3 separate regions of the Mus musculus genome follow, and regions 2 and 3 are each linked to region 1. A link is a loop called in an ENCODE intact Hi-C map of the cell type or tissue named here. Cell type or tissue: left cerebral cortex. All regions are shown on one strand. Each heading gives the region's core, and the rest is flanking DNA. Links, peaks and the distances in the headings are about the cores only.

Region 1 (10,432 bases), core at 1,346-9,345:
AATAAATTGAAATTTAAAAAAAAGATAAATATGAGGGGAGAGATTTCATCCAATCATATTGCAAGAAGTAAGCAGGGGAAGGAGGAGCCAACGGCTGTGGGGACTAGGGGCCAGGCCAGCCTTGGTGGGCCTCTAACCAGAGAATGTGCCGGAAAATAAGACTTGAGTTAGGCAAACGAAGTAGATAGGAAGTCCAGAAGCCCCAGGGAGGTGCAGTGCCTAGAAGAGAGCAATAGCCTGACTGCATCTCGGGAGATTTACATATTCATAGCCAAGGCTAAGACTTGCTGCCCCCAAAGGCCTGAAGAAAGTCCCTTTTCCTGAAGAATGGCTCTCCTGGCAAGATCCCTAGTGCCAACTGTCACGCCTTTCTTACCTGCAACAAACCAGGGCACAGTTTTCATCCCTTGCTTCTAAGAATCCCAAGGGGGCGGGGGAGGGATGGCTCAGTGAATAAAAGCCCTTCACTAGTTGTTCTTACAGAGGACCTGGGTTCAATTCTCAGCATCCACATGAGGGTTCACAATCATCAATAACTCTAGTTTTAGGGGATCAGGCTCCCGGTTCTGACCTCAGCAGGCATGAGGAACACACATGGTAAAACACTCGTACCATACACATAAAGTAAAATAAATTCAAAAAAAAAAAAAATCCCAAGGGGATTAGGGAATCAACTCCTCCCATCACAAAGAAAAATCAAGTCAATGGTGAGGTTGAGCCCCGCCCTCAGTTCATCAGGTAAAGTGAGCCTCTGTGATTCCAGGGAAAGGCTCTGTCACACACAGACTGTATTGCCTACCAACCGCACAGTCTGTCACGAGAACTCCCTTTGCTTTGGATCTCTACCCTGTGGGCCTGTTGATTTTAGAGCCACATTCAGTTTACCTGGGGAGAGACCGACGTCCCATTGGCCTCTGTCTGGGTCACGCCTCCTGTCTCAGCTTGACTGTTCACCAGAGAAAAAGGCCCAGAACTGGAAGGGTGAGTCCAGATGGGCCTGAGCAAGCCCAAGAGCGTGGTGGAGATGCCTGGGAACCTACAGACCGACCAGAAAGGAAGTGAGGGAGAGCGGGCAAGGCTCCAGCCAGGGGCCTGTCCTCAGTAGAAACAGCTGGGCTTCATCCCTCCTTCACAGCAGGTGTTGTGCTCAGAAAGTGAAGGTGAAACTGTTCCCACAGCTGAAGCTGTGCTCGGCATGGCTCCCCTTTGTCTGTAGGAAAGCATTGTTATTCTGGGAGCGGCCTCTTTAAGCAACCTGGGTGACCTCAAGGCAAACCGTGCTTCAAGCTGAAGAACAGTCCCTGGCTGAAGCTGTCAGGGTCAGGAGACAGGGTCCTTCTGCTAAGCATCAGGCCTGAGGACAGAGGGGGCCTTGGCCGTGTACCCTGGAAGCCCCACATCTTGATTTCCTTCTTCAGTATCAGAATCCCTGATGCGGCCCAGCACAAGATAAACCTCATTTTCCAGCCTACCCAGAGCTCAGGTGTCGACAATACCTGAATTCTAGACAGTGTGTGATATCTCAGCTTAGGGCCATCTAGGCTCAGAGGCTGTCCCAGTGTGAAGGGCAGGCAGGAGGGACAAATCAAGACACCAGAGCCTGGGTCTCTCATCAGGACTCTGGAGCCTGAGTTCCTGGTTTAAAAAAATTGAAAGCCTGAGGTGTAGCCCAGTGATAGTGTGTGCCTATGAGCACAAGGTTGTGGGTTCAAGTCCCAGCACTACAGAAAAAGACAAATGGAACTCGGGTCCTTTATTTGGTCAGTAGAGTCTGACCCAAATAGGGACCCAGGTGACCTATGAACCACTGTTATTTAAGGTTCTAAGTCACATGGTGTTTGACCTTTCCAGGACACAGACTTGATACGACAAGGTGGAATGTTGGAGAAAGAGAGTCCCTGCCACAACACAACCCCTGCTCATATACAGACCGTGGCCACTATTGAGCCCTGAGATCTGGTGGCAGGAAGGATTTGGGAGTGGGTAGGTGGTGACTGTGGTGACTTCCTAAGCCACCTCTCCTAGGTGGCCTTTCCTGAAGTATCTCCATAGTCCCTTAGGCCACAAGGAGGTCCTCAGGGAGTGTGAAGGCTGCTGGAGGAGTCCTGGGCTGTGTCCTGCCCCTGCCCCCGATGGGGTGCCCAGAGCCTCTCCACTGCTCAGGGGAGGCAGAACACAGTCGGTAATGCAGGTCTTCAGCCCCAGAATCTGGGATGGGTGTTGCAGATCCCTGTTCCCTATCTCCTGTGTACCCAGAGCCGCCAGGGTACCACTGGGAGTCGGGGAACAGGGATCCCCAGTGCAGGCAGGAAAGGGAAGGCGGCAAAGCCCAAGATGGAGGCAGAACCTGGTTTGGTTCTGAGTGAGTCTGGAGAGTACGGAGGGGCTGGGAGAGAGACCTTCTCCGGGAGATTTAGGCGGGGCTCTGTATGGCTGGCCTCCCCTGTGGAGGTCCTTGATGAAGAGAAGGGCTTTGCTTGTCCAAACTGCTTTATTCGATGGCAAATGTGAATGCATACACCTTACTCAGGGTGAACCAGGGATTACATAAACCTTTTGTGGGAAGAAATGCCCAGGAAGGGAAGCTCATTGGCTAAACACTCTGGTCCTATCTAGATACCTCATTAGCATGAAGAACTCCAGGTTTTCATGTTAGACTGAACTTGACTGATTGTCATGGTCCTCTCAGTAGGGTGTGGTTATCAGTTCCAGAGCAGGTAGAGTTAGGCAGGGAGCTAGCCCCATGTCTACCGTTTTCAAGTCTGAGATTCACAGGGTTTGGGCTCACTCGACCATTCCAGTTCTTCTGTCTAGTGGCAGGGTCCACTTGCTCCACAGAGAAGTTTTGTGCAACTCCTAAGGTGACTTACACTGATCCGGCATGGCCAGGTGATGTCTGTGGCTTCACACGCCTCAGGAAGAGGGCCTTGGTTCACCTCACACCGAATCAGAAAACCATACAGCCAGGCCACTTAGTGGCTCCAAGTCTCTAATTAAACCTGACATGAGAGAGAAAGAAACAGAAAGAAAGATTGAGAGAAAATGAAAGAGGAGACAGGAGGATGGGGATTCAAGGCCAGTCGGGCTAAATAGCAAGATCCTTGAGAAGGAGAAGGAGGAGGAGGAGGAGGAGGAGGAGGAGGAGGAGGAGGAGGAGGAGGAGGAGAGAGGAACCGGTAACAGAGAAGGAAGGAAGAAGAAGGAAAAGCTGACCACAGGTGCCACAGTTCAGTGCAGGTGAGTGGCTCTGGGATGTTTCAGTGTCTTTCCATTTGCTTTATCTTCTTCCCCTGACCCAGTAAGGAAAGTAGCTACATCGTGATGACATAAATAGACCAACAGAAGCAGGAACCCCTGACCCACTGCCTGGAGCAGAACTCGCTACAAAGAAACAACCATTGGCATTGCTACTGCAAAAAAAAAAAAAAAAAAAAAAAAAAAAAAAAAAAAAGTGTGTAGCATTCTTCACCATTCTCCACCTGGAGACAGTGTGAAAGCAGCCTGGCCTGCCTCCGGAGGTACAGGCTGTTGTCTGGGCCCCAACCACGACCACAGAAGTCTCAGACCTGAACCACTGTCAAAGCAGGAGTGGGAGGAGCCCAGCTGGGAAATTCCTGAATTTGTCACACAGTTGAGATGATTCTTCAGAGCAGGGGACTGCAGACCGTGGACTCAATGTGACTTGCTCTATGTCCTCTGGCCAACAGGCTGGCTCCAGGTCAGACTTGGTAAGGACATGGCCTTGGCTCTGAGAGCTACCTGGGCAGCAACAATCCATTAGCCTGGCAGAGCCCAACACTTGAATCTAAGAGAGCTGACTTCAGGCAGCTGGGCCCACCGTGTCAACTCTAGCATCTGTCTATATCTACATACAGGTCCTTAGAGTTACCACTGGAAAGATGCTAACTCCCAAAAAGGTTCACAGCTTTGAGCCCAATAAATAGAAGCCAGTCTACTTACAGTTTTTTCAACTTCAAAATAGCTGTAGTTCCAGCCAAAACAGATGGAGTGGGTAAGTCTGTTAAGCCTGGAGTCACGGTACCTCTATCATACTCTACCCTTTGAGACCATTACCCTTTGGTAATGGCTACTGACTTGGGGTACCTCAGTGGTTCTCTGAGTTTATCTTCTCCATCCTCAAAGTAGATGTTCCACTGGGTCCTTTCCCTGAAGGCTGCTGGGTTAAAGTAAAAAATACATGTAAAACATTAGCACGGTACATGTGTGGAAGGGCACAGAAGCTGTGACCTATAGATAGAAAGCTGTTCAGGCGGGCAGACTCCAGCAGTAATTACAGCAGAGCCCCTCTTACTGTCTCTGCCCTGCTGGATGCCACAGGCACAGTTTCTATAATGTCCCATGCACACAGAGCCCTTGCAAACAGCTCTGCTGAGTCTGTAAACAGCAGACATATTTGTCGCCGTGTCTCAGGTAAATGTGCTGCTCAAATATTTTACAAGTTCAAGCCATTGTCTGATCATCTGACACTCTTTCCCAAGCTGATAAAACTCTTGGATGGCTGGGCAGTGGTGGTGCACGCCTTTAATCCCAGCACCCGGGAGGCAGAGGCAGGCGGATTTCCGAGTTCGAGGCCAGTCTGGTCTACAAAGTGAATTCCAGGATAGCCAGGGCTACACAGAGAAACCCTGTCTTGAAAAAAAGAAAAAACAACAACAACAAAAAAAATCAAAACAAAAGAAAAACAACCAAACCAAAACAAAAAACAAAAAACAAAAAACAAAACTCTTGGATGGTTTTAAAGATGCCAGTGTCAGGCGTTGAATGTTTCAGTCCCTTTCCCAACTCCTGTTTAAACTTCATCCCCAGGTGTGACTGTACTGAGAGATGGGGCTTGTGGGAGATGACCAGAGAATGAGCTGGAGCCCCCTGGGCACAGGTGCCTGCACACTGACCAGGTGATAGCAAGGTAAGCAGACAGTGGTCCACACCGGAGCTTGACTGCTATCTTGGCCTTTCAGCCTCTAGAATGTCAGGGAAGGAGTATGTGCTGTCCACCAACCACCCGGCCTTCGGTGGCTTTGTTGCAGCAGTCTGAGCTGCCCAAGGCCTGGGTCACATCAGGGAACACCTTTTGGTACACCCCATGGCCACCAGGCCTATGTAGAAGGTCCTTATTTTTTCTAGACAAGGCAATCTTTATACAGTCAGGCAGCCTGGGGCCCACAGCTACTAAATTATCCCCAGACCTCAACTATCTTCCCACCAGACGCCGACCAGCAACGCCTCTTGGTTTTTCAGGCCATTCTACCGTCACTTTCTTTGCTTGACTTTAAACACTGACAGACCTTCCAAGGGCCGAGAGAGTTCTGCTTAGAAGGAAACCTGCCTCCAGTCACTTGCCTTTTATACTGACCTTTGCCAAGCTGAGAGCAGCTCTTCTTCCAGAGCTGGAAGCTCAGGCTTAGACCTCTCCATGGCCCCAGGTAGCAGCAGGACTGGCTCCTCACAGCAGGCTATTCCTCTCCATCCTCAGGCCTCCAGCTCCATCCATTTTCACAGTGCTCAAACTGCCTCACTTCTCTTTCTCTTCCATCTGACCACCGCATACTCACACATTGTGGTGGCTCCTCCTGCAGGCAGGCTCTGTGGCTGGCAGGCCTCTGGGTAACCTTGTCTGCGTGGCCTGGCTGCTAGTGGACTGCTAGGTGTTTACAGCCTACGAGTGTGGCATGGCAGTGGGCAGGACCGTGGGGTATCTTTTCCACCTGCTCCGAGCGGCATGGAGCTCAGCAGGTCTCTATCCGTCTTCTCCCCTTTTTATTCTCCTTTTTACTCAGTTTAGGACCTCAGCTCATCGGATGGTACTGTCTACATCTAGGTTGGGCCATCTCTCTTTAATGAGCTTAATCAAAAACCTGTCACAGGCATATGCAGATGCCTTGTCTTTTGTCGGTGTGACAATCAGTATTAACCATATCTTAGTCACTTTTCTACTTCTATGACAAACACCATGACTGAGGTGACTTACAAAGAAAGCATTTAATTTAAGACTCACCATTCCAGAGGGTTAGAGTTCATGACCATCACGGCATGGAGCAGAGCAGGGAACATGGCAGCGGGCAGACACTGGAGCTTACGCCTGATCCACAAGCATGAGGCGGAAAACTAACTGGGAATGATGCGGGCTTTGGAAACCTCAAAACCTGGCCCTAGTGGCATGCCTCCTCCAACAAGACCACACCCCCTCCAAGAAGGCCACACCCCTAATCCTTCCCAAGAACTTCTACCAACTGGGAACAGAGACCATTCTCATTCAAACTACCACAAACCATCACAGACACTAATGCTTCTTGGGGAGAATGCTCAGGGTTTGGCCTCCAAGAGGTCTCCAGGCAGCCATCCATCCTCAGACAGGGCCAGGCTGCTTGTCAGCCGCAGCAGAGCCGCTGAGCAGCCTTGAGGGTCCTTCTGGCTATGGCTCCTGTTGTGACGATGTATGTGCGGCTGAGTGGGTGACTGTGTGTGCTGGTTGGGTTTTGTCACGCTGACACAAGCCTAGACATATCTGGGGAAGAGTGAATCTTAATTAAGGAAACGCCTCTGTGAGATTGGCCTGTAAGCAAGGCTGTGGGATGTTGTCTTGATAAATGGTTGATGTGGGAGGGCCCTGCTCACAGTGGGTGATACCAACTCTGAGTAGGCAACCCTGCGCTGTATGAGAAGGCAGGCTGAGCCAGCCATGAGAAATAAGCCAGTAGGCGTCATCCCTCCAGTGGTATCTGCTTCAGCTCTTCTCTCCAAGGTGCTTTTGGCTGTAGTGTTTTATCACAGCAGTAGAAACCCAAGACAGTGTAGGTCACTGTGTAGGAGGAGTCTATGAACATGTCCTGTCACATATTGTAAGTCATGTTGATTACACAGACTCCTGGCTGAGTGTAAGTGTGATGTGTGTGTATCCCGTGTGAGTTTTGGGGGACTCTACCGTTCAGGAACAAGATGGCAATGGCTATGTCTGCTATTAAATTCATAGTGATTACCCACACTCAGGAGGTCCTGATAGGTTGGGTCTGTTAACATTCTGTTATAGTAGGGGAGAGTAGGGAGGGTCATTGGACCTGCTTAAGATTCTAGCTACCTAGATCTGTGCCTCACTCCCACCCACGCCCTGCATGGGTTGTCAAGAAGTTCTAGAAAGTATGAAGGGTGGAAGGTTAACTGGTGAGTCCCTATCTGTACGGCTCTCAGGAAGTCATCTCCCATGCTGGGACGGGACTTTTCAGTGATGCACCTGAGTCACACATGTTCTTGTTAAGTCACCGCAATAAACTCACTGGTTCCCATAGCCAGATTTAGGTAAAACTGGTTCTTTGGCCTATAAGGTCAATGCCACAATCTGGGGGTAAATAAGCATTTGTTCACATCTCCCCAGAAAAGTTGCACAAGCACAGTGTGTGTGTGTGTGTGTGTGTGTGTGTGTGTGTGTGAGTGAGACAGACAGACAGACAGACATCTGCTTAGTCTCTTGTTGAGTGACTAGGCTCTGGGGGAGCTTCCTCTTCCTTTTTTTTTTTAAAAAATATTTATTTACTCATTTATTTACTTAATTTACTTTATTTATTATATGTAAGTACACTGTAGCTGTCTTCAGACACACCAGAAGAGAGCATCAGATTTCGTTACAGATGGTTGTGAGCCACCATGTGGTTGCTGGATTTGAACTCAGAACCTTTGGAAGAGCAGTTGGCGCTCTTAACCGCTAAGCAATCTCTCCAGCCCCCCCCCTTCCTTCTTGAACCCCCATGGATGCATGGTGCCTGGTGCTGCTCTTTTGTCCAAGAGAGTGCCCTGGGTGCCTCTCCAATACATCTTTTCTTCTGCAGAGACTGGTGATCGTGAAGGCAGGGCAAAGTTCTGTGTTCTGGAGATGGAACCAAGTGGACTCTTTTCTGCTCCCTGAGAGGCCCTAGGACAGAACTGCCAGCAGAGAAAACAGGACTTAAGTCCTCTGCTAACACCTGAGACTCACCAGGGGCAAAAAAAAAAAAAACCAACCAAACAAAAGGACAACAACAAAATAAACCTTTAGTGGCCCCTGTAGGTGGGGTCCTGACAGAAGACAACAGTTTCCCTAAAGCACCCATTCCAGTGGCCTGTAGACATCTGGAAAGGTGAAGGCCCACTCTTCAATTCTGGGGGTTGGGGGGAGCTCAGTAGCTCTTAGCAGAAGCAGCCAGGCAGTCCCAGTCAGGTATTTATGCTTCCTGAAGCAGTAGCAGCCCCAATGAAGCAATCACACATTCCATGATTCAGAGGTCACAGCTGTGCCTTCATTCCAATTACTGCAGCATAACCCACTCTCTTTCTCTCTCTCATCTCAGTGACTTCGTGCTCAAAATCCCAACCGATGGAAAAGATGCACCGAGTCAAGGAGGCAAGCCTGGCCCCCGCATACACTGCTGTGGTGGACTCCGTGCGCACCTCACTGTGCCTCTGAGCCTCAAGACTTGGCGCTGTGGTGGGCAGCAGAGTAATTATCACCAGGCACCTTGGGGGTGGTTTCACGGGAAGGAAATTGTCTTCGCCCTCACCAGCAGCACTTCCCACACAAGCCAGGCAGGCAGAGGGCAAGCTCTGGGGCTCCACAGATGTGATAGCATTAGTGTCCTGCAGGACACTGACGATAGATGCAGTGAACCTGAGAAGGGCGACTGTGTGCATTACGGGACAATGCGAGGGCAAGCCCGCACGTGTCCTTGCTGTTGGCAAGGACATAATTTTATCTATGTCTGCTTGGCGAGAGAGACTGGAGTGCGATCCTGAACAGAAGATCACATGGCTAGGACTTACCAGCAGCTCCGGCTCTGACACTTCAGTCCTTTCTGCCCTGCTTCCCGGGCCTGCTCCAGGGCTAAATACTCTGCTCTTCGCTCTGCTTGGGAGAGAGAGGTCCCAGGCTTTTTGAGCAAGCGGCAAAACATCTGGATTCCACACCAGAAAGGTAGCACAGCTGGATCTGCAGGCTCACAGGAGCCAGGGTCCTTGTCTACTGTGTAGGCCACATGGTCCCTGAAACCATCTCTCATTTGCTTCCACCCTGGGAATGCTCAGCATCTCCCACCCTCCTCTTCCCATAGGATGGGCCCTTGGCTGCTCAGTGCAGGCCCTGTCTCCGTGCCCCACAGAGCCAGGAACTGTATTCCTTCTGATTGCTGTTCTGTCCCCTGGGGTTCCCTGGGGTCCCCTGCAGGATCCTAAGTGGTGAACAGTGGACACGCGCTGGGGTGGAACGTGGGAAAATGGCTGCAGGTGACACGAATCCACTGGGCAGGGAGCACCCCATTTTCATTACTATTCTTTAGCTGGTGGTGACAAGCTTCCTTTGTCCTTGGGATTTAAATGGGGACGCTAAATCAAATATGGTGGCATGTGTCTGTCATCCTAGCACTCAGGAGGTAGACACAGGAGGATTGCTTCAAGTTCAAAGCCATCCTGAGCTATATAGCAAGACCTTGTGTCAACATAGAAAAGTCATAAATCTATACTCTTTTTAAATCCACCGGTGGGAACTTTAGATAAACTGGCTAAGCCAAGCTGGAAGATCGCTGCTGTGGCCTTGGATGCTGTCTGAGAACACACTTAGCCCTCTGGGTTGGGGGAAGCTAGACATCTACTAACTTTATACAGTCCAAGATGTCACAGAAGTAGACAAGGAATGGCTGCTTACGGGGCTAGAGATAGCCCAAAATAAGTTGCAATTAGGCTCTGAACATGCAACATCCCAACTTTCCCAGTCATTGATGGTCTTATCAGTTAAATAGCTGTATAATGGGTCGATCAGTGGAAAGTGATTCTTTCCAGGGAGGAACTCTTGTTCCTGGAGGAATAAAGGGTAGAGGTTGTAATCTAAACCCTTCCTGCCGACCTTCTAATAATTTAGCTCCTACAGAAGTTGACATCCAAAGGGCACTCCGTGTCTGCAGATCTCCTCTCCCTCCTATGTACAGTAAACCCTTTATGCTGCATGTTCAAAAAGGGAGAAAGAATGCTCCTAGATGGAAATTAAGAGGGACTGTCCTGGGAACTACCATTTGCAAATTAAGCATGCTGTCTGCTGGTGTGACGGAGAGGGCCGCTCTGAAGACGCCTGCTTCTCAGGAGACATTTATTTTTCATGAGCTTTTATTATTCTGCAGCTTTAGCTTCTATTGCTGTGTGTCCATCTGTCACAGGTGACTGGGCTGCTCGGAAGGAAGGAAGCTGGCAGGAGGCACCCTCCCACACAACCCCATCAAAGGACCAAGAAGGATTTGCTAAGATGTACTAAAGAAAAACCCAGAAATGTTCTGCCTCCGAGAACCAGAGCAAAGGCATTTCAGGGAACTTCCTGAGTGGACGGAATGAAAATGTAAAACCTTCAGAACTGGACAGGAAGTAAGCCAACACGTGAGAGACTGTTTTTTCACCCATGCCT
Region 2 (10,432 bases), core at 1,557-9,556, 79 kb before region 1:
TCTATTTCTTGATATTGTTTAGAGCAGAAAACTACATATTGATTTAAAAATACAAATGAATAAAGTAGGTCCCCAAACTCAGCTATAACATGATGAAGAATAAGAAGGAGTAAGTGGAACTCAGCAGATAGAACAGGTGAAAGGCTCCAGGAGAAGAAGAAGAAGAAGAAGAAGAAGAAGAAGAAGAAGAAGAAGAAGAAGAAGAAGAAGAAGAAGAAGAAGAAGAAGAGGGGGAGGGGGAGGGGGAGGGGAGGGGGAGGGGGAGGGGAGGGGGAGGAGGAGGAGGAGGGGGAGAAAGAGGAAGAAAAAAAGGAGGAAGAGGAGGAGGTGGAGGAGGAGGAGGAGGAAGAGGAAGAGGAAGAAGAAGAAGAAGAAGAAGAAGAAGAAGAAGAAGAAGAAGAAGAAGAAGAAGAAGAAGAAGAAGAAGAAGAAGCAGCAGCAGCCAGAGTTTTAGATGGAGGTGTTTCTGAAGCCCCAGCAAGGCTCTCAACATGACATCATGTCTTGTTCAGTGAAAGAAAAGGAGGAAATTATTTCTTTATTTCCTTCTGAGTGGGCAGGGAAGAAGTCTGATCAGCAAATTCCATGTTAAAAAGTCAAGTGCACGTCCACATTTGTAATCCCAACTCCACAGTGAGACAAAAGGTGAAGACAGGAGAGTAGCCAGAAGCCTGATACACACAGTACAGCAGCAAAAACCAGAAAGACCCTGACTCGACAAGGCAGAAGAAGAAAATCTACTCCTGAAAGTTGTTTTGTATTGCCACTGGCAACACACACACACACACACACACACACACACACACACACACACAGAAACTCAAACACACTTACAGACACACACAGACACAGACACACACTCACAGCTAGCAGTACCCAGACATGCACACAGTACACACACTCACACAGACATACACACCCTCAGACACACACACAGATACACACAAACAGACACACACACTCACACAGACACACACACCCTCAGACACATATACACAGAGAGACACACACAGATACACACACTCACACACACAGACATTCATACACACAAATATACACATCCTCATACACAGACACATACACACACAAAAGATACTCACACACATACTTACACAGACACACATACCCTCAGACACATGCACACAGATAGACACACATAGACACGCACACACATACACAGACATTCATACACACAAATATACACATCCTCATACACAGACACATACACACACAAAAGATACTCACACACATACTTATACAGACACACATACCCTCAGACACATGCACACACAGATACACATACAGAGACACTTACACACACACTCTCAGATACACACACAGAGGCACTCACAAACACACAGACACAGACAAACAGACACTCACACTCATATAGACACAGACACCCTCAGGCACACAGAGACACACAATTAATTCATTAATTAATTTAAGACTTTATTCTAAAAAAATGGCTTGGGTATTATAGCGATTCAGACTGTAAGGAGCGAGCATTGGGGCCATGAAGGGTGCTTGATGAAGTGGTGCAAACAATCTGTTCTTGTGGATGTTGGCTGAGCCCAAATTTGTCTTGTAGTGCCCATCAGGTGGTGAGAACAGGCAGACAGCACACTGCGGTGAGAATGGTACACCCATGTTCAGGACTTCCACTAACAAAAGGGCTTTGCAGCTGTGGACTTACTGACGAATACAGAATTCAATCCTGTAGGCAGAGTTATATGTCACATCCAGACCAAAGCAAATGGTCTTAAAGTTGTGCATTTGTTACTATTGCTGCTGTGGCTGTGACAAAACGCCAGACAAAAACACCGTAAGGAATAACGGATTTACGTTGACTCACAACTTTAAGAGTCCAACACAGCGAGGAAGACAAGAGTGTGAGGCAGCGTGTCACATCACATCTGCACTAAGGAAGCACACAATGCTGGCGCCCAGCTCGCTTGCTCTCTCTCTCTCTCTCTCTCTCTCTCTCTCTCCTCTCTGTCTGTCTCATTGCTAGTGTGTGTGATTGTGATGTGCTGGTGCCCAGCTCACACCCTCTCTTGTTGCTAGAGTGTGTGTGATATTCCTGTACACAGGCACATGGCCATGGCACGCATATGGAGGTCAGAGCCTAACTCGGCAGGACTGGTTCCCTCCTTCACTGCTGGATGGGTTCCAGGGATTAAACTGAAGTCACCGGGTTCGCATGATCCATGCTTCTCCCTACTGAACCATCTCTCCGGCTCTGCCTTCTCTTTTTTATTCAGTTCAGACTCTTCGAGCATAGGGTGCCCCCCCCCCACACACACTCACATTGTCCCCTCGCAGACACACCCAGAGATGTGTTTCCACGGTGACTGTACATCCTGCCAGGTTGACCATGAAGATGAACTATCACACCTTGGTCGCATCTCTTTCTTGTATGTACAAAGCGGATCCTCCTCTTTGTCCGGCTGTGTCTTCTCATCTCCGTTTTTGTATTTTATGCTAAAGCTCCCCTATCTTGCTTTCCGAGACCCTTGGGCCATGGCATCTTCTGCTCACGCTCTGTCAAGCATGTGCTCCCTCTTCAGCTTTTCAGAGCATCCTATGGTACAAAGTGGTCCACACCGTCTCTACTGTAGCTTTAATTTGCTCATTTATTACACTCTCCTGGAGATCCTGGAGTCCGTTAACTGTCTGTCTGGTGACATCTGTCCTCTCACACACATGGGATCCGGGGCAAGGGCTGAGAAGTGAGCCCACCTGAAACACACCCAGGCTTCTCCGTGTATCAGCTGTTTCTCCTTGGGTGTAGCGCTTAAACTCTGCCTCGGTTTCCTTTCACGGAAGTGTAAAACGCTGGCTGTTCAACATTGCTCTTAACAGGGGATACAGGCTTAGAGAATGGCTGGGCAGAGCTCTAGTGACATTTAAGAAGATGCTCCATAACATCGGAGGGAGAGGAGTTCTTTAAAATAGCTTTCAGTCACGGAGCATGAAGAAAGAAATGGAACCAAGCAGCAGATCCTGGGGTGCTGCAGAGCCTGGGGTGGCCTCCCACTATAACTTGCCCATGTCCTTGAGCTTGAGTTTGGGCTTGAATTCAGGACCACAATTGGACTTGGGTTGAGTTTGCACTTGGGGTTGAGTTTAGGTTACTGTTGTCTTCTCAGCTGCCGGTCCAGCTGTTTATGTGCTGTTCCATAGGGAATCAGTGCATCAGAACAGCAGGCCCTGGCCTGGCCTGAGGCTGCTCTGTAGCCCTGGGAATTATCCAAAGGGAACGCAGGTCAGTGCACATGTAGGGCTGTACCTGCTTCTGGCAATGCACACCCATTATCACCCCCTGCTCCTTCTCATGGGTGAGAATGCATGTGGGGGCCACAGGGCCCAGTTTCTCTGAACATGAAGTTACAGCACACTCCCCCTGTTTGCCAGCCCTGTCTGTAGCACCTCTTCTGGTCGGATAACCAGAGTTGGCATTGGGTCTGGTTTGCCTCTAGTCTATCCATCCCCATTTCCTTTTCCTTGTTCTCTTAAAATTCCTAACACACATTTTAAAAATGCATTTAATTTACATTTTTAGTGGCTAGCTCTGCAAGATTTTGCATGTTTCCCACAATGCTATTGACTAGCATGGAATAGCAGCAGAACAGCAGCCTTCTGGGAAGAGGCCACAGGAACCAAAGCAGACTCAGGAAACAGCACTTCAGGTCTTCAATGAAGACAGAGAAGCCTCAGTTTGGGTAGAAGAAGATCGCATGTCTGGTGCTGCATTGTGGGTGGCAAGGTTGGGAACAGTGCTGTGTGTATAGATGAAGAAAGAGTGTGGCTTTGTTTACAATGTGCCCAAAGCAGCCAGCAAATGCACTGTGAAGGGAGAAGGGAGTCTCCCATGCTTCTGTGCCTCTCTGGGCTGTGGAAATCAACACTCCAGGTTAGGAGAGGTGGTACCACCAAACCACAGGTAGACAAGATGATACCTGGTGGCCACACCAGCTTCTCAGCATCTGGAGTTGACACTGTGTTGTCTTAGAAGAGGCATCAATGGACCGAGGCTCAGCCCTGCAGGGAACAAGAAGAAGCAGCCAGCAGGATGAGGTGGGCAGAGGAGAAAGTGTCAGCGTGAGCTACCCTACCCCACTCTGCCTGGAGTTTCCCAACCATGGGACTCTCTCTGCCTCAGTTTCCCTAGTACCCTTTTCGTCTGCATGTGGGGGAGTGATAAATGAATAAATTATGAATGAACGATGAGCTATCGAACCCCATGAATCTCCCAGAAAACAATTTTTTTAATATAGCATAAAGTTTATTCAGGGCATGGGGAGGGGAGTCAAGAGGGTTGTAGAGGCAGAGAAAGGGAGAGAGGGAGGGAGGGAGAGAAAGAGAGAGAGAGAGAGAGAGAGAGAGAGAGAGAGAGAAGGAAGAAGAAGGAGGAGGAGGAGGGGGAGGGGGAGGGGGAGGCCCCCAAGAGCATGTGGAAAGAGAGTGGGGAAGGAGGAAGGGGACAGAGCGGGAGCAAGAAGGCAAGAGAGCAAGAGCTCCCAGAAACCCAGAAAGAGACACGAATAAAGCTGAGTATTCCATACCATGAGGCTGGCTGGGCTTGCCCTGAACAACTGCAGTAAGCGGCTCATGTGCAGAAGACCGAGCTGGCAGAGAGCTCAGCATGCCAGAGCATGTCAGAGGCCAAGAGTAGAAGTGCCCACGAGGGCAGAGGGATAGATAAAAGGACACATTACCACATACCTGCTAAGTCCATATGATTGTGAGAGTAAATCACAATTATTAAAATTGGTTTTAAGTCATTGGGATATGCGATTGATGTGTGTGTGTGTGTGTGTGTGTGTATGTGTGTTACATCCATGTGAGAGTGTGGAAGCCAGAGCAGGTCACTGTATGTCTTCTTGTTCTGCTTTCCACAGTATTTCCTTGAGACAGGGTCTTGTGCTATGTGTTGGAAGCCGGCCATTTGGGCGAGGCTGGCTGGCCAGCAAGCTCTCAGGATCTGCCTTTCTCTGCTTCCCAGTGCTGGATGGGTTTATAGATACATACAGCCATGCCATGCTTCTTACGCTGATGCTGGAGATTTGCGTTCACATCTGCATGCTTTAGAGAGAGCTCTCATTCCCAGTGAATCATATTCCCCAGCCTTTATGATGGTTAATCTTTACTAAATCATTGGCATGAATTAAAATCACCCAGGAGATACAACTAGATGTATATGTACAGGGGTCTCCAGTTTAGGTTAACTGAGGAGGGATGACCCACTGTAACAATGGGGAGCACCGCTGGGCGTGGTGGCGCACGCCTTTAATCCCAGCACTTGAGAGGCAGAGACAGACAAATTTCTGAGTTGGAGGCCAGCCTGGTCTACAGAGTGAGTTCCAGGACAGCCAGGGCTACACAGAGAAACCCTCTCTTGAAAAACCAAAAAACAAAACGAAACAAAACAAAAAAACAATGGGGAGCACCATCCATAGTCTGGAGTCTCAGATTGCAAAAAGGAGACAGTGAGCTAAGCACCAGCCACCGCCCCCCCCTTGGCTTTCTGACTGTGACCAGTGGCCCCAGGCTCCTGCAGCTATACCTTCCCCCATGATGCACTGCACTCGAGAACTGTAAGCCAAGATAAACCCTTCTTCCTTCCTTCCTTCCTTCCTTCCTTCCTTCCTTCCTTCCTTCCTTCCTTAAGCTGCTTTTGTCTGGGATTTTGACTCAGCAACAGGAAATGTAATCAATACAGTCACTACTTTAAAATTAGTGATTACTGGCTGAGGAGTGATCTGTCTACCAATGGATCTGCAACTTCCTGCTGTCTATAGAACTTTAACAAGGAAGTTTTCTTTAAGAAGAGCAGACATCTAGGCACACTGAAGTCAAGTTTCAGAAGCACTTCTTTATGCTGATTAGAGTTTTAGAAATAATATAATAATATAATAAAAAAAAAAGCCAAGCATGGTGGTGCACGCCTTTAATCCCAGCACTTGGGAGGCAGAGGCAGGCAGATTTCTGAGTTGGAGGCCAGACTGGTCTACATCTACAGAGTGAGTTCCAGGACAGCCAGGGCTACACAGAGAAACCCTGTCTCGAAAAACCAAAAAAAAAAAAAAAAAGAAAGAAAGAAAGAAAGAAAGAAAGAAAGAAAGAAAGAATATAAAATGATGATAGTCATTACTGTTACACATTCATGTATGTAGACCAGCTTATTATATCTATGATGTAGAGAGATCTGTATACACCATCACTCTCCTAAAGGCATTCGGGGGCTTTCTTCTGTGTGGTCTTCCTATATTGCATGTTTTTACAGAACTGTCTCTGATCTTCAAACCTGCCTCTGCAGTTTTGTTTGAAATCGTTGCTGTCTTTGGTATTTCTTCTATCGACATTTATTTCTTATGCAAGGAATTGACCCCAGGGCCCACATGTCAACTGTCACATGTCTATAACGGGTCACATAAGAAAATCTTCCCCACACAGTCCCTGGGTACAGGATGACTCAGACTGCACTGTGCCACATGGAGGACCAGCTCTGCTGCAGAGTACAGAAACATTTCAGCTTAAATATCCACACAGGGACTGCCTGTTCACAGTGTCTTCCTTCAACAGACTCTTTGAAGACAAAAGCTGCCAAGTAAGTTACCTCTACTCAAAAGTGTTTCACCAAATTTCGATGTTACAAAAAGCATAACCTTTCTCAATTTTACACGATTCCAGTAAAATAACATTGGCTAAATTTGGAGTGTGATACCAAGACTCAGAATATTCCAAAGCCCACTTAGCAGAGCTTCCAGACTAACGCTTGCGCACTGCCCTTTTCATTTTATTTCATGCTTTCTTCACTTCAGTGGAGAGATAAATTTGTTTTTTTCCTTATTTGCAAGTCTTTCTTTGAATGCATTCAATTCCCTGGAAGTGCTAAAAATTCTAAAAGAAAATGTGTGTGTGTGTGTGTGTGTGTGTGTGTGTGTGTGTATGTGTGAGTGTGTAAGTGTATGTGAGTGTATATGTATGTGTGTGAGTGTATATGTATGTGTGTGAGTGTGTGAGTGTATATGTATGTGTGTGAGTGTGTGTGTGTGTGTGTATGTGTATGCATGTGTGTGTGAGTGTATGTGAGTATATAAGTATGTGTGTGTGAGTGTATGTGAGTGTATATGTATGTGTGTATGAGTGTGTGTGTATGTGTGAGTGTATATGTATGTGTGTATGAGTGTGTGTGAGTGTATATGTATGTGTGTATGAGTGTGTGTGAGTATATTTGTATGTGTGTGTGTGTGAGTGTGTATGTATGTGTGTATGAGTGTGTGTGAGTGTGTATGTGTTGCATGCACTGATTCTCAGGATTAAAGATTTATGTGGATTTACAAAAAAAAAATCCTTTCCCAAATTTAGAGGATTTTCTTACAAGACTTCCATATCATTATTGAATGCATTGGTTAACTCTATATTTTTAGTATATGATCAGTGTTGGCCAATAGAGAAAGTCCACATTGTCCTGCTGAAAGATTTTGTATCTGTATCAGCTTCCAATCATTACATTTTAAAAGATTAACTTTTCTCTAAAACTTAATTTTCGTTGGTGCACGAAGAACACACTCTCCTCAGCCTTTGTCTTCTTCTCCCAGCCCCCACCCCCACCCCACCCCACCAGAGAACTGTACATGGTGTTCAGGGATGGAGTGAGCAGGGGGCCTTCCGCCCACACTCTGCTTACAGCCTGAGCACCCCAGCTCACACATATTCCTTGGCAGATTCGGACGTAGGGTAGGAGTGGAGTGCTTTCAATGCCAGGTCAGGAGCCAGGGAGCAGCAAACCTCCCAGGAAGACCAGAGAAGACCTCGCAAAACCGATATAGATGGCAGGACCAAACTCATCCTTGACAGTCACAGGCATCAGAGGGTTATAAAAGTCTGTGACAATCCCACGACCAACCCAGGAACATGCTACCAAGGCAGCAAGACCTACCGCCATGAAAACGATGCCTCCAGTCTCCACTAAGTGGGCCTTCGTCACTTCGTCTTCTCCCACAGAGAAAGCATGCACTTCATGCTCATCGTGGTAACAAATATAGCCAGGAAGCCCAACACGAGGGATACCACCATTATGGCCCAAGTGTCCTGTAGGCAACCGGCAGAGTGAGTGTGAAGTCATACACTTTGTTGCTCCTCAAGCTGGCACTCTGCGTGACACACTCTGTTCAGAGCCTTCACCTGGCCTGGGCTGTGATGATGTTGCCCGCACACGAGCTCATCTGCCAATGTTGAGTGGCAGTGCTCACTTTCAGGCCCACCCAGCCAAGCATGACCATTGAAAAGCCCAGCTATTAAAGGCCTGAAGTGGCTATTTCTGTCTCAGAAAAGATGAGACGTGCCAGGAGGGCAACCCCACCATAAAACAAAACCTGGGGAGCAACACAAAAAAATTAGATGGAGATTTAAGTCACCCAGAGACAAAAGAAAATCCGCTCCAGTGGAGAGACCTTCTCACAGCAGAGGTGACCGTCTTACAGCAGAGGAATGTGGCTTCAATCAAAGGACTGGTTCCATACAAGATCAGCCCTGGGTGGCTCAGAGACTACCCAGGGAAGTGGAGAGGTCATTAGGGTATGACCCCCAAAAGTGTGAGGGGCCTGCAGCTCCAGGTTGCAGTGTCCTGTAGATGGAGGTGGGCAATGACTCTGCAGGTGAGCTTTTTTCTTTTTCTTTCTTTCTTAATATATGTGTTAGCATCTCTGTGTGTATGCCACATCTGTGTAGTTGCCTGAAGAGCCCACAAAAGGTCATCAGATTCCCCTGGAGCTAGAGTGACAGGTGGTGTGAGCTGCTGTATGTGGGGCCTGGGAACTCTACTCCTGTTCTTGCAGAGAACAGAAACACACACTGAGCAGGACACAGTCCTAGCTGCTAAGCTAGGGACCCCAGAAACGTTACATTGTATAGTCGATTCTGATACTTAAACATTACATTGTATAGTCGATTCTGATACTTAAACATTACATTGTATAGTCGATTCTGATACTTAAACGTTACATTGTATAGTCGATTCTGATACTTAAACATTACATTGTATAGTCGATTCTGATACTTAAACGTTACATTGTATAGTCGATTCTGATACTTAAACATTACATTGTATAGTCGATTCTGATACTTAAACATTACATTGTATAGTCGATTCTGATACTTAAACGTTACATTGTATAGTCGATTCTGATACTTAAACGTTACATTGTATAGTCGATTCTGATACTTAAACGTTACATTGTATAGTCGATTCTGATACTTAAAGTCTTGATGCTGATTATTGCTGTTTGACTGGCAGAAAAACCATAGCTTAAAAAAATCTAATTACTCAATATGCATGAACCAAAACCAGAGCCAAATGTAGTTTCTGTTGGCTTCTTAGTGGGGATGTTACTTCTAAGTCGATGCTGTATGCCTTGTCAGTTTGGTATGCTTATTCACATCATTACTTCAAAATAAAAAGCTGGGGTGTGGCTTAGCGGTAGAGCGCGTGCCTAGCATGTGTGTGGGCTTGGTTAGACATTTCAGCGAAAATCAGAAACTGAACAAAACACTCCATTTCTGATGTTACACTTTTATTTTGTTTTGTTTGTTTGTTTGTTTGTTTGTTTTTTCAAGACAGGGTTTCTCTGTGTAGCCCTGGCTGTCCTGGAACTCATTTTGTAGACCAGGCTGGCCTCGAACTCAGAAATCTGCCTGCCTCTGCCTCCCAAGTGCTGGGATTAAAGGCGTGTGTCACCACTGCCCGGCTGATGTTACACTTTTAACTGAATTTGTAATCGCATTTACAATAAGGCCATCAGCCTCATCCCCATCAGAGAGAACTTCCCAGATGCTTTGCTTGAAAAAAAAATATATGTGAAGCCCATGGAAAAATTCACCACAGTGGCTTCTTCAATTATCTTCTGCTTGAAGGATTGGGTGGCACCACTAGACACTGGCATCGTTTATCTGTTTGAGAATTTCCCTTCTGTCGAGCCACACAACCTCCAATGTTTTGCCTTTACAAATGTAACTGGGAAAGCTGGGGACTGCAGACAGCAAAATTAAATTAACAGACCGGTTGTCAGGCCTAAATGAAAATCTTGCTACTTAAATGCATCTCCTGCCACCCATCACACTGGCGGCTTACGGGTTCTCTTAAAGCAATATGAGCTTCCTGGGTAGACATCCAGGCCCGTAGACTGATTTGAATGTCCTGGGTTCCAGGAGCTCAGCAGTTTGAGCCTTGCAAACACCGATGTTGAGTTTGTGTACATTACGTTTGTCTTCTGCTGTCTTGAGGGATGGAAATGTGCGGCCTGTTTTTCTTGTAGGAAATTCTTTTTGTTGTTTTGCCCATGTGATGAAACAAACAAACAAAAAAACCAAAAAAACCACCAGCAAGCAACAGAAGAGCTTACACACACGACAAAGCCAAAGTAGC
Region 3 (10,432 bases), core at 1,682-9,681, 210 kb before region 1:
TCTTACCCTTCATATGGCTCACATCACATCCACAGCAGCTCTGTGGACATACAAGCTACACACACACACACACACACACACATTCTGATGCTGGTAGACTGCAGCACGCTTCCCGGGGCTGTTATCACTGGGAAGCAGTGTAGCTATAGACATGTACATATATGTACAGGACTAGTAACCTCCTTAAGGCAGCCATTGCAATGGAGGGTTTAACCTGCAGGGCAGATTTAACACTCTAGAGCCAGACAGCTCCTTTGTGTCCATGTATATATGTATGTATGTACGCATGTGTGTACATAGACAACTACACACATATTCACACAACAGCCTATTTTTTAGCTCTTCAAAAAAAAATTTTTTTTTATTTTGTACAAATATCTAACAGTCGACCATTTAAGGCCAAGAGTTCGAATTAAGAAAGGTCATACAGTAGGCTTATACTTATCCAAAAGCATTTTGCCTTGTACATTACTGTTTTGCTTTGTTCTAAACACACATAACCTTTTTTTAAAAAAATTGATATATGTGAGTATACTGTAGCTGTCTTCAGACACATCAGAAGAGAGCAATGGGTATTACAGATGGTTGTGAGCTACCATGGGTTGCTAAGAATTGAGCTCAGGGCCTCTGGAAGAGCAGTCAGTGCTCTTACTGGCTGAGCTATCTCTCCAGCTCCTTGTCACCCCATTTAAGTATGGACATTGCATCCCTGATACCTAGAAAAAACACATCTCTAATGACAAACGCAAGTGTTCAGGGAAAACCTGAAGTATCACACTGGATCCCTGCTGTCTGAAACATTGTTTCTATTAACCATCAAGTCTTGAAAGGGGGGAAAGCAACTTTGAAATGCAGGAATGGGAAGTAAAATGGAGGGGAAAATAACTCTAGTTTACTAACATTAAAACCTCCAAAAAACAATTTCATCTTTTAGAATCTAGAGCAGTGGTTCTCAGCCTGTGGGTGGAGACCCCCTCAGGGGTTGAACCACCCTTTCCCTGGAGTCAAATATCAGATATCTTGGATATCGGATACTCACATTACAATTCGTAACAGTAGCAAAATTATAGTTAAGAAGTAGCAATGAAATAATTTTATGGTTGTGGGTCATGGCATTAGGAAGGTTGAAAACCACTGGTCCACAGCAACTCATCTGGAACTTTAAATAAATAAGCTTCAGTTTATTCTCAGCATCTGGCCCAAGCAGAGTTCTAGTGCCAGGACTCCACTTGCTGCCGGTCAAATCCACCCATTAGCCTCTGATGTGAGCCAGTTGATAAGGACACACTCGCATCCGTGTTCCTTTTCATGGCACCTGGAACTGACCTGCGGCTAAGACATCCTCATAAACATTCAGGTTCTCCTGAACCTGGAGAAAGGTCTTTTCATTGTGCATCCAGTTTAATAAATCCCATGGCTACAGTCTCCACCCAAGCATACAAAGCTCCGGACTCGTCAGACTCAGCACTGAAGGAGACAACAGCAAGATGCAGCTTCCTCTCTCTGAAGGCCCTCTTCCTTTCCTCCAGGGTCTCAGTGTCATGCCTCTTTCTTTCTGTCTGTCTATTTCCCTTCCTCCCTCCCTTCATTTTGGATGCCCTTGAACTCAGAGAATAACTTGATTCTGCCTCCTGAGTACAGGGATTAAAGGTGTGCACCACCAACACCCAGCAAAAGAGTAAACTTTCAACAGCTGACACCCATAACCAGATCAATTCAGGACTCTAGACAGGCAACTCCCATCTTTCATACAAACTAACTCAAAGGGGCCTTAGACATAAATAAAATTCTAGGAGACCACACACAAACATCTCAGGTCTAGTCAGCATCATCTCTCCCTCCTTTAGTCTCCTCACAGCCAGTCTCCAATCCCTGTATCTGAAACTCCCTGTCTAAACCCTAGGAGATTCCGCTCTGCTGCCGTGTCTCCCAGCTGTCCTTGATGGTGGCGCGGGGGAACGCCTTATCTCATGATGTTTCTCTTTTCTACAATTATAAAATCTCACAGAATCTCTTCCCTGGTAGACAATGTCATCAAGGACCACCCAACCCATGTTCCTAGGCTGGGGTCACTCGTTTAGAATCAGCCACTGCTAGTTCCCTTTGGAACAGAAGCTGTGTTTTGAAATATCAGTATTTATATATTAACTTTATTCGCAACTGCCAAAACTTAGAAGCAACCAAGACACCATTCAGCAAGTGAATGCAAAAATAAGCTGAGGTAGAGCCAGGCAGTGGATGGTCATCCAGTGCTAGAACTTGGCCAGCTAAGGCTGGAGAGATGGCTCAGTGGTTAAGAGGGCACGTTGCTCTTACACAGGACTGGGGTTGAGCTCTCATGTCCCACTTCCTGTGGCTTATAAAACCAAGGGACCTGATACCTTCTTCTGGCCTCTACTGGCATCTACATACCACCAAGCATGATCCTCACTGTGGACTCTGGTGGTGACCCTGATTTAATGCAGTTCACAGCCCATTCCTGTGTCCCACCGTGGTGAGATACAGACAGGCAGTGGGAGCTACATGCATGGCATGTGAACATTCTGGATCTTTTGCCAACTTTGCTGTGAACCTAAAACTCTTTAACAGAAAAAGAAAAAAAATCAAGTCAGTTTGAAATTTTTTCATGACCTGTAAGCTCAGACCTTGTCATTTATCCTCTACTCTGTTTCTCTCTCGATAGACTCTGCTGACCACACACCAAGGTCCTGACAGGAAAGGGCAGTGTCCAGAAGCATAAGTCATTCTCTCTCTGCCCCAAGCCACCGCCCTAAGCCACCGCCCTGGCACTATATTCAGACCATTAACAATTAGGAGGTCCACGGAAGCCCAGCCCCAGTTCAGACACGGTACCTGGAGGGAGGGTCTCCACACCCTGTGCTTTCTCATCTCCTCTGCTGTGGTGAAGGTCTTTCTTCTTAATGGAGTCGATGTCATTCCAGTCACCCTGGAGAAACAAAGACACCGAGTGAGTCGTCTGTTTCTGTGGCTTCACCTTCTCACAGCTTCTCTGCTTCAGAGTGGTTCTGTGATACCATCACGCCGGGACCTCAGCAGCGAGCAGAGCAGGGAGTGCTCCCACCGTAGGGCAATCCTCATAATCACCCAGAGACGTCTAGACTACGCTCTAGGGAGACAGTGCAGGACAATCTCTGCAGGACTCCAATGAGGACCACAGCAGCCATGTGCTGAGCACAGCACTGTCGTAGTGGCTGAGTCATGGGACCAGGGCTCCTGGGAAATCTCTACGGTCTGGGCCCTCTGAGCTTCTAATATGTCAAAGGGCATATTAATCCTACTGATGGTACACCAGGAACTCACAGGGGACTGCCGTGGAGCCAGCCTGCAGAGCAAGACATAAGTTCTGGTGGAATTTATCCCACCCATCTGGGCAAGCAATCGGCTGTCATTTATCAACATTAAATCAAACTAAACAACAGCCCCACAGCCCCACAACTTAATGCACGTTCCGCCCACTTAAATCCGATTGCTGTGAACGAAAAGTGTTTCTGTGCATAACCCAAACAGGAGGCCTCCCATGGGCCCAGCCCTGTGGAAGCCCACTTCCTGCAGATGGGGATCCTGGCAGTAGGCACCTTCCCTGGTGGCCCGGCCTGCTTTCCATGTAGCCAAACTCTCTGGACTGGGCTGGCTGTGTGTGCTTTGCTATGTGCTGTGCTGGATCAGAGAAAGATTTCCTCCTGGTGTCACTTGCTCTGACCATAATCTGCATTTACGGGAAGCCATCCTGTTCTCGGCGCCTCCTCTCTCTGTAGCCTTTCCTTCCTCTCCTGGCTTCTGCAGTATAGTGATATGGCTGGTTTATCATGGGAGGGGTGTACAAAGGGGTGGGTGGGAGAAGTGTGCAGAGGGGGAGGGGTGGGGGAATGCTAACGATGGACACTGACCCACTTGCTCCAAACCACCTAGCCAACGCGTCTCAGCCTCCCCAGACTCCCAGCGCTCCTGCCTCCACGCAGTGACAAATGTTTGAGCACGCATCTGGACCCTATTTACAATTTCTCGCAGCCAGAAGATTCTAAAACGATCCTTGTAATCAGCTCTTCTGATTATTGCGTTATAAATAAACTTCCAACCCACCATTGGTGATGACTGTACAGTGACCCTATAAACACAGCAGACGGTGGCTTTGCAACGGAGGGAATGATGCTAAAAACTAAAACAGCCCACTCCGGCCCGGCAGGCTGCACGGTGCTATCTTTTAATTAAGAGCCCACTTCTATTTCATAGCTGGTTTGTTAAATTTTCTGACTAATAATACTCCCAAACACACACACACACCAGGGCTTTCGACCTCTCAAACACTCTGGCTCCCGGACCAGCTATTTCACCTTGAACGAGACGGAACGCTGAGGTAGTCTCCGGAGCTGGTGGCTCCAATCGAGCCCTAGTCTGTGGCAGTCACAGAATCAACATAGCCAGGTCAACTCAGCATTTCTCTCACAACACAAATTTCTTCCCACACAACCTGAGCCTGAGTCTGGGGTGCTAGGCAGGGTCAGTGATAACAGGGTCTCACTACTCACTGGGCTTTAAAACTGGGAGGCTAGGCGAGCTGCTGTGAGCCCGTGGCTGCCATTGGTGGCCTTTCACAGCAGCATGTAGCATTCAAGACCCCCAGGTCCTCTGTGGTCCCAGGAACTGTCTCGAATCCCTTTGTGTGGTGCCCTCAAGTGTGTGGCGAACATCTAAGAATGCTGTTCACACGCTCCGTTCTCACCGGCCCCGCCATCCCGTGATCGATTGGAGGCTCCTGCATCTACAGACCTTAGCAATCCATCTAGACCAGACCAGCAGTCCTGTTGAGAATGCCCTAATGTTCCAGGTGGTGAAGCCCCGTGCTCAGAGCCCACGGGTCCAGGCTGGGGACCAGGCACTGTGCTTCTCCTGCTATGAGGAAGGAAGACGGAGTCTGCCTAGTGACAGGTCTGTGCTCGTGGGGCGGAGGCAATAAACACATGGCTTCTGCCATGTTTGTAACAGGCATAAAAATACTCCTCTGGAAGAAGGGAGAAAATAAACAGGCAGTTTGAAATCTTCCCTTTTGAAACACATCTTGTCGATGTTAAATCCTTTTAGCTACTAGACCATATGGTCAGGCACAGAACAAGTCCCCAAAATACTCCTGAATGTCGGGTTCCTCAATGTCACCTGTCAGCGTCATTTAGAGACTGTTCAGTAATTATCACCGGGGCTGAGCAGAACAGTAGCACTTGCGTTTATAAAAAGCCAGGTCGCCAGATTCTGAAAGAGGCTTACTCAGACTTGGAGCTCATCTCAAAACTCAGACGCCCAAACCCACTAAGGTACCACTCAGCCCAAAGCCAGGCTCGCGGAGCAGAACAGCTCCCAGCTACAGACCACCCTCTTACAGCCAGGTATTTCCACCAAGGGACCCAGAGGGACGCAGGGACTGCTGGCTATTTCTGAGTCCTTGGAGTAGGTGGTTCTACCATGGTGGAGCAGAAGAAACCCCACATGTTCCCCCAGACAGAGCTCCCCCAAATGACAGGACTCTGTAGACAGGGCTCACCAGACAGAGCAAGGCACCTCCTGCTCACTGTGTCAGAGCCTCATTTTCCCTGCTGGCTGCTCTTATTGTGACCAATACCCAACAAGCAGCCACGTAAGGGAAAAGGACTGACTCTGGCTCACGGTTTTAGCGGATACGGCCCGTCACCCAGGAGAGGTGTGGCTGGGGCAGCCTGTGGCCGTGGGAGATGAGAACAGCAGACTGGGGAGCAGACATAGGGCAGAAAGGCTGGGTCACAGCCCCCAGGCCTGCACTGTGGAGATATACCTCATCATCTCCTAAAATTCTTACAAACCTCCCAAAGGAGCGCACCAAACCACCCACCCAACCGGACGACGTGCTTCTAATCCACCGAGAAGGGGGCACCCAGTCTGGGAGAGGCCCCCAACCCCCACATGAGGACCACACTACATTACAGGTTTCCTCAACTCGACCTCAGCAACACTGACCCCTCGGCCTCGGAGAGCAACTGGGCTATACTTGTGAGCTCAAGGCCTGATGGGAGCACGGCTTGAAGATGAGGGGTGCTCCTCCCCATCACTGGCTGCTGAGGGGCAGCTTGGCACCACAGGTGTGCCTCACGGATCCATGGATCTCCTCGGAAGCTGTTTGCACACCGTGTGCACAGAGGTAAGCAGTAAATCTTCCTGCCTCACCTTACAGGGGTGGCACTGGGACACGCCTGAAGAACAGGAGGAGCCCGCAACAGACTTCACAGCCCATGCAGAGAGTCAGCCGTTAAGGGAGGAGATGAAAACCCAGTTCTGAGAGGTCCCAGGCAGCCTTGAGAGGGCTGCTCTACCCAGAGATGCTCACTGTACCAAGCAGGTTGTGGAGATCAAGGTTCAGTGAGGTGTGAGTTAATGTGCTCTGTATACACTCGTTGACCACAAGTCACAGGCACACTACGACAAAGGTCATCTGTGCTTTTATTTCACTATGTGTGCTCATGGGACAGTATCAGGAGCACTCAACCCTCTGGAGCACTGTAGCTGGTGCTCCACCATGGAACCTTTCACTCACACACACACACACACACACACACACACACAACCATCAAAAAGCATTCTGTCCAAATGCTCTCAGCCACACACAAGAGTGATGGCTGCCAGAGACCCAGTCCACCAGGAGCAGTCCCCTAGGGCTCCTGAGACTCAGTAGGGAAGATCTCTGTCACCTCAGGCAACTCTTGACTGCACTACTGGAGGATCAGAGGTGCCACAGGGCCTTGGTGCAATGCCATCTTGCTCCCAGTAGGAGTCTCTGACTACACAGTGCCTTGCTGCAGCCTGGCTTTGTCTGGGCAGATCTGTGGACTGAGTGTGTGACCTTAAAGAGCATCTCCTGGGGAAGGAGGGTCTAGGTGACATGTTAGGAGCCCGGGAGCCTGAGGGCAGGGATTAGAGACTGTGGCCTTATACACTCTGAGCCCAAATATACGCTCCTCAGGAGCCATCACACCTGGGTGTGTCTGGGAGCCATGGGAACCAATTCAGCTTTCGGTCCGGTCCTGTTCTCGGAGGCTGAGGCAGGGGCCTCATGGTAAATCGGTGAAGTCCGTGGGTGAGCTGGGTGTGACCTGGGCATGGCATCCACATCCATTCCCTGCCTATAAATGGAGATCCTGCTTGTGCAGTGGTGCCAACAGCCCTCTCTTGGCCCCAGTTCTGCTTGTGCTGGGCTTCTGGCTCCAGCCGAAGCAGATCCCCTCATATTACAGAAGTGACGCATGTCAAAAGCTTGACTAGAAAATGTCTTCCACATGAAAGGGAGTGGTTTTTAGCAAATGCTTTTCCCTGTGACTCATACCAGTTGATCACATTTTAAAATAAAGTAAAACTTCCGAACAGATGACAGGAAAGCGGTGGAAAGGCTCGGCAGTCAGACAGCACTTCACAGTGTACAGCCAAGGGTGAGGGTGCAGCAGAGAGCAACAGAGCAGGAGATGGGGTCTCCCTGGCTGGTGTGGCCATAGCCTATTCACACCATGCTGCTTCCTGCCCTATTCACTACCAGAAGTTTGTCTGTCCATGTCAGCCTCAAACACTCACAAACAGATCCACTGTATCTTGGATGATCAGGTCCCATGTAGCCACCATGGACCCTGGTGGCCCTTCAGAAGACACCTTCTTCAGTGCATCCAGGGCTTTCCCCATCAGTGTATCTGGATCAGGGGAGCAGAGGGGCCAGCCCAACACAGGTCCTGGAGCAGAACCAGCATCTTCCAGTTGGGGTCCCAGATGAAGGAGCCCCAAATAGCACAGCCTAATCTGCTACCTCCCCATCTGGTCTGCCTTTTACTTAACACAGTCTTCGTTCACAATGCGTTTGTGCTTTTGCTGGCCTCATTTTCCTGATGAGGAAGGCAAGATGAAAAGGTGGTTGCTACAATGTAACAATAGGAGGTGGATCTATCACACCTGATCCAAAGACTGGCCTCCCCAGAGTGCCAACCATCCTGACAAGGCTACCCTGCTCAGTGTTTGCAAGTCCCTGAGGAGAGTGATCAGAACCCCAACCCGCAGCTCTTTCTAGGCCCTGAGATTGGGCTTCACTCCCCCTCCCACATCTACCCAAGGGCTTCTGGAGAGTTTTCACAATGAACTAATGCCAAATAAGGAACACATTCTATGCGTAAATACTACAGTATTACTTATACAAGTAGAGAAGAAACTTAAAATAGTCTCCACTAAGCAGTTAATTTATGTTACAGCCCCTTAAGAGGATATTATGCATTCGTTAAAAATTATAATGATAAAGACCACATCAAATATGCAAAATGCTTATGTTAAGCAGGAGACCAAATTTTATGTACACAATAAAACAACTATCTAAAAATACCCATCCATATGGACCAGCCTGGAACGAGACACGGGGAAGCTCATGCTGGCTGAGAGTGCTGGGTGCTGTTTCCACTTCTCCAACTCTTTCATGTTCTTAAATTATTCTCATGAATAATTTTTAAACCCAGCACAAATATGTTATGGGTAGAATCATAAATCTACATGGCTCTCAGCATCACTGATGCAGCAGACGATCTGGCCAGGCCTGGCCTACGGTTGCCAACTGTGCCTGGCTAGAGAGCTATTTGCAGAAATGCTGTAGGTCTGGTCTACTCCTCAGGTGTAGTCCACACAATAGGCCAGACTCCAAAGGTCCCCAGGAATTCAGGTGAGTACCCAGAGACACCCCTGCAGTCTAGACTTGAGCAATGCTGGGTCTGTCTCTATGTCTTTTTGGTAAACACCACTTTTCATACTAAATCTATTTTCTTTAAAAAAAAAAACAAAAACTGGCCAAGGAGAAGCCAAAGTAGCCTTGCGAGAATATAGCTATTAGCATGAGCACACTGCTGGACTAAGCGTCAGGGGACCATGGGCACCGATGCCCCGTGAGCACACACAGCCACGGCTGGACTGTTAGGAGAACATCAGCCCATGATGTTTTCATAGGAGGCTGGACATGTGCACAGAAAGCCAGATGCTCCCACCAGACGCCACATCTGCATTTCGGTGAGACAGTTGGCACTGCCTTCCTGAAGCAGATGCTTCCTGTGGACATCCCACCTTCTGGGGCTGTCAAGCTCTCAGGTGCCCTGTAGTCTGTGTGTGATCTTTACCACATCTGTGAAGCAATACCAGCATCCCATTCCAAAGAGAAGAAAACTGAGACCCAGATCACAGAATTGAGGGCAAACACTGTATACCTCAGTGAAACTGTGGCTGTCTGGGGGAGGGTGCCAGCTCTCTCTGCCTCCCAGGAACAGTCCTGGGACAGACTAGCTGACCAGATACATGGTCACCCTCTAGCACATGCTGGCTGGTCCCCAGCTGCTCAGACAGCACAGGGTCCTGGCCATCCCCTCTCATGATTTTCAGAACTTTGGACCTATTCCCACCTGTCTTAAAAGCCACCTCTGTGGTGATCACACACCATGCTTGATCCTCATGAGACACCAGGGGTGATTCCCTACATGGGACTCACTTTGCAATAAACTCAAGTTCCCACCCCATGCCCAGAGTCTCAGGAATCATGTTTTCATCTAGGTTGACACGGGGGTTGGGGGGGGTATGACACATTCAAAGGAAGTGGCAGAATGTCGACAAAACCTAGGGAGCCAAAGCCACAGGTCCACATGCTACTGCTCAAATGAAGCCAGGAGCCTCCTATCCATGATCTGACGTCTGGCACTACTACATCCTGGTATGTGTCATGAAGAATACTGGTTTGGAGCAATGGACTGCACTGGGTTAGAAATGGCCACAGTTTTTCTGCCCTCCCTCCCTCCCTGGGTGAGAAGCTGGCTATGGCCTCGTGGGCACAGTGACAGACAACTCCAGCTGCTCCTCAAGTATAGGCAGGTCCTAGACCATCAAACCTCTCTGAAACAAAGGCTGATGCCATCTACACAGCTTGAGCCAGTAGCCCTGGATCTGGGTGCTGCACTATTCTGTACTTATGGGGGACCCAGGAGAGTGGGTGCACATGGAGGCTGACAAAAGTCCTTATGTGTAGATGCCATCTCTCATGTGACCACACTAGAAGAAAGAGGCCAGAGACTCCCAACATTCTACCTTGAGCTGCCAGAGTCTAGCTGCGATGTGTGGTCCTGGCTAACTTGACACCTTCCCAGAGCTAGCTGCCTTGCTACCAAATGCAGATAAAGGCTAGTGGGCATCACTTAAGACTTCGACAACCTCCGGGTACTATGTCTAAAATAGACCACGTGGCAGTAATATCAAGTAGAAACCCAACACTAAGAGGAACACTCCTTCCTGTGGCACAGAGGTGAGGGAGACCCATCAGGATGGTAGTGGTGGTCCTGGGACACACCGGGCACCTGGTGGGTGACCACTGGCTTCCAGAGACATCCACTCA

What was found. Peaks named below come from ENCODE experiments on the same cell type or tissue, not always from the same donor. Only the 100,000 strongest peaks of a DNase experiment are listed, where the experiment ranks them.
Region 2: a loop joins it to region 1, with 2.4 times the contacts of the local background. A loop is called at or near these places in 2 of 42 quality-filtered maps.
Region 3: a loop joins it to region 1, with 9 times the contacts of the local background. A loop is called at or near these places in 2 of 42 quality-filtered maps.

The regions. Positions count from the first base shown.
Region 1 is chr8:124,078,968-124,089,399 of GRCm38, reverse strand. Gm30005 (a long non-coding RNA gene) reads left to right here and starts at 797. Exons shown (of 6, transcript XR_879340.1): 1 at 797-981; 2 at 4,828-4,927; 3 at 8,340-8,959; 4 at 10,191-10,432. In left cerebral cortex, for the core only: a CTCF peak has its summit at 5,616 (motif pointing left); DNase peaks (open chromatin) are centred at 6,606, 8,313 and 8,749.
Region 2 is chr8:124,157,968-124,168,399 of GRCm38, reverse strand. It overlaps the pseudogene Gm3889. Among named protein-coding and RNA genes, the nearest start is that of Gm30081, 10 kb to the right of the region's middle. In left cerebral cortex, for the core only: no CTCF peak of the experiment used is centred there; a DNase peak (open chromatin) is centred at 6,528.
Region 3 is chr8:124,287,873-124,298,304 of GRCm38, reverse strand. It overlaps Galnt2 (polypeptide N-acetylgalactosaminyltransferase 2), which reads right to left. Exons shown (of 16, transcript NM_139272.2): 2 at 2,854-2,947. Among named protein-coding and RNA genes, the nearest start is that of Galnt2, 62 kb to the right of the region's middle. In left cerebral cortex, for the core only: a CTCF peak has its summit at 6,808; DNase peaks (open chromatin) are centred at 4,053, 5,135, 7,304 and 8,480; H3K27ac peaks cover 2,765 bases.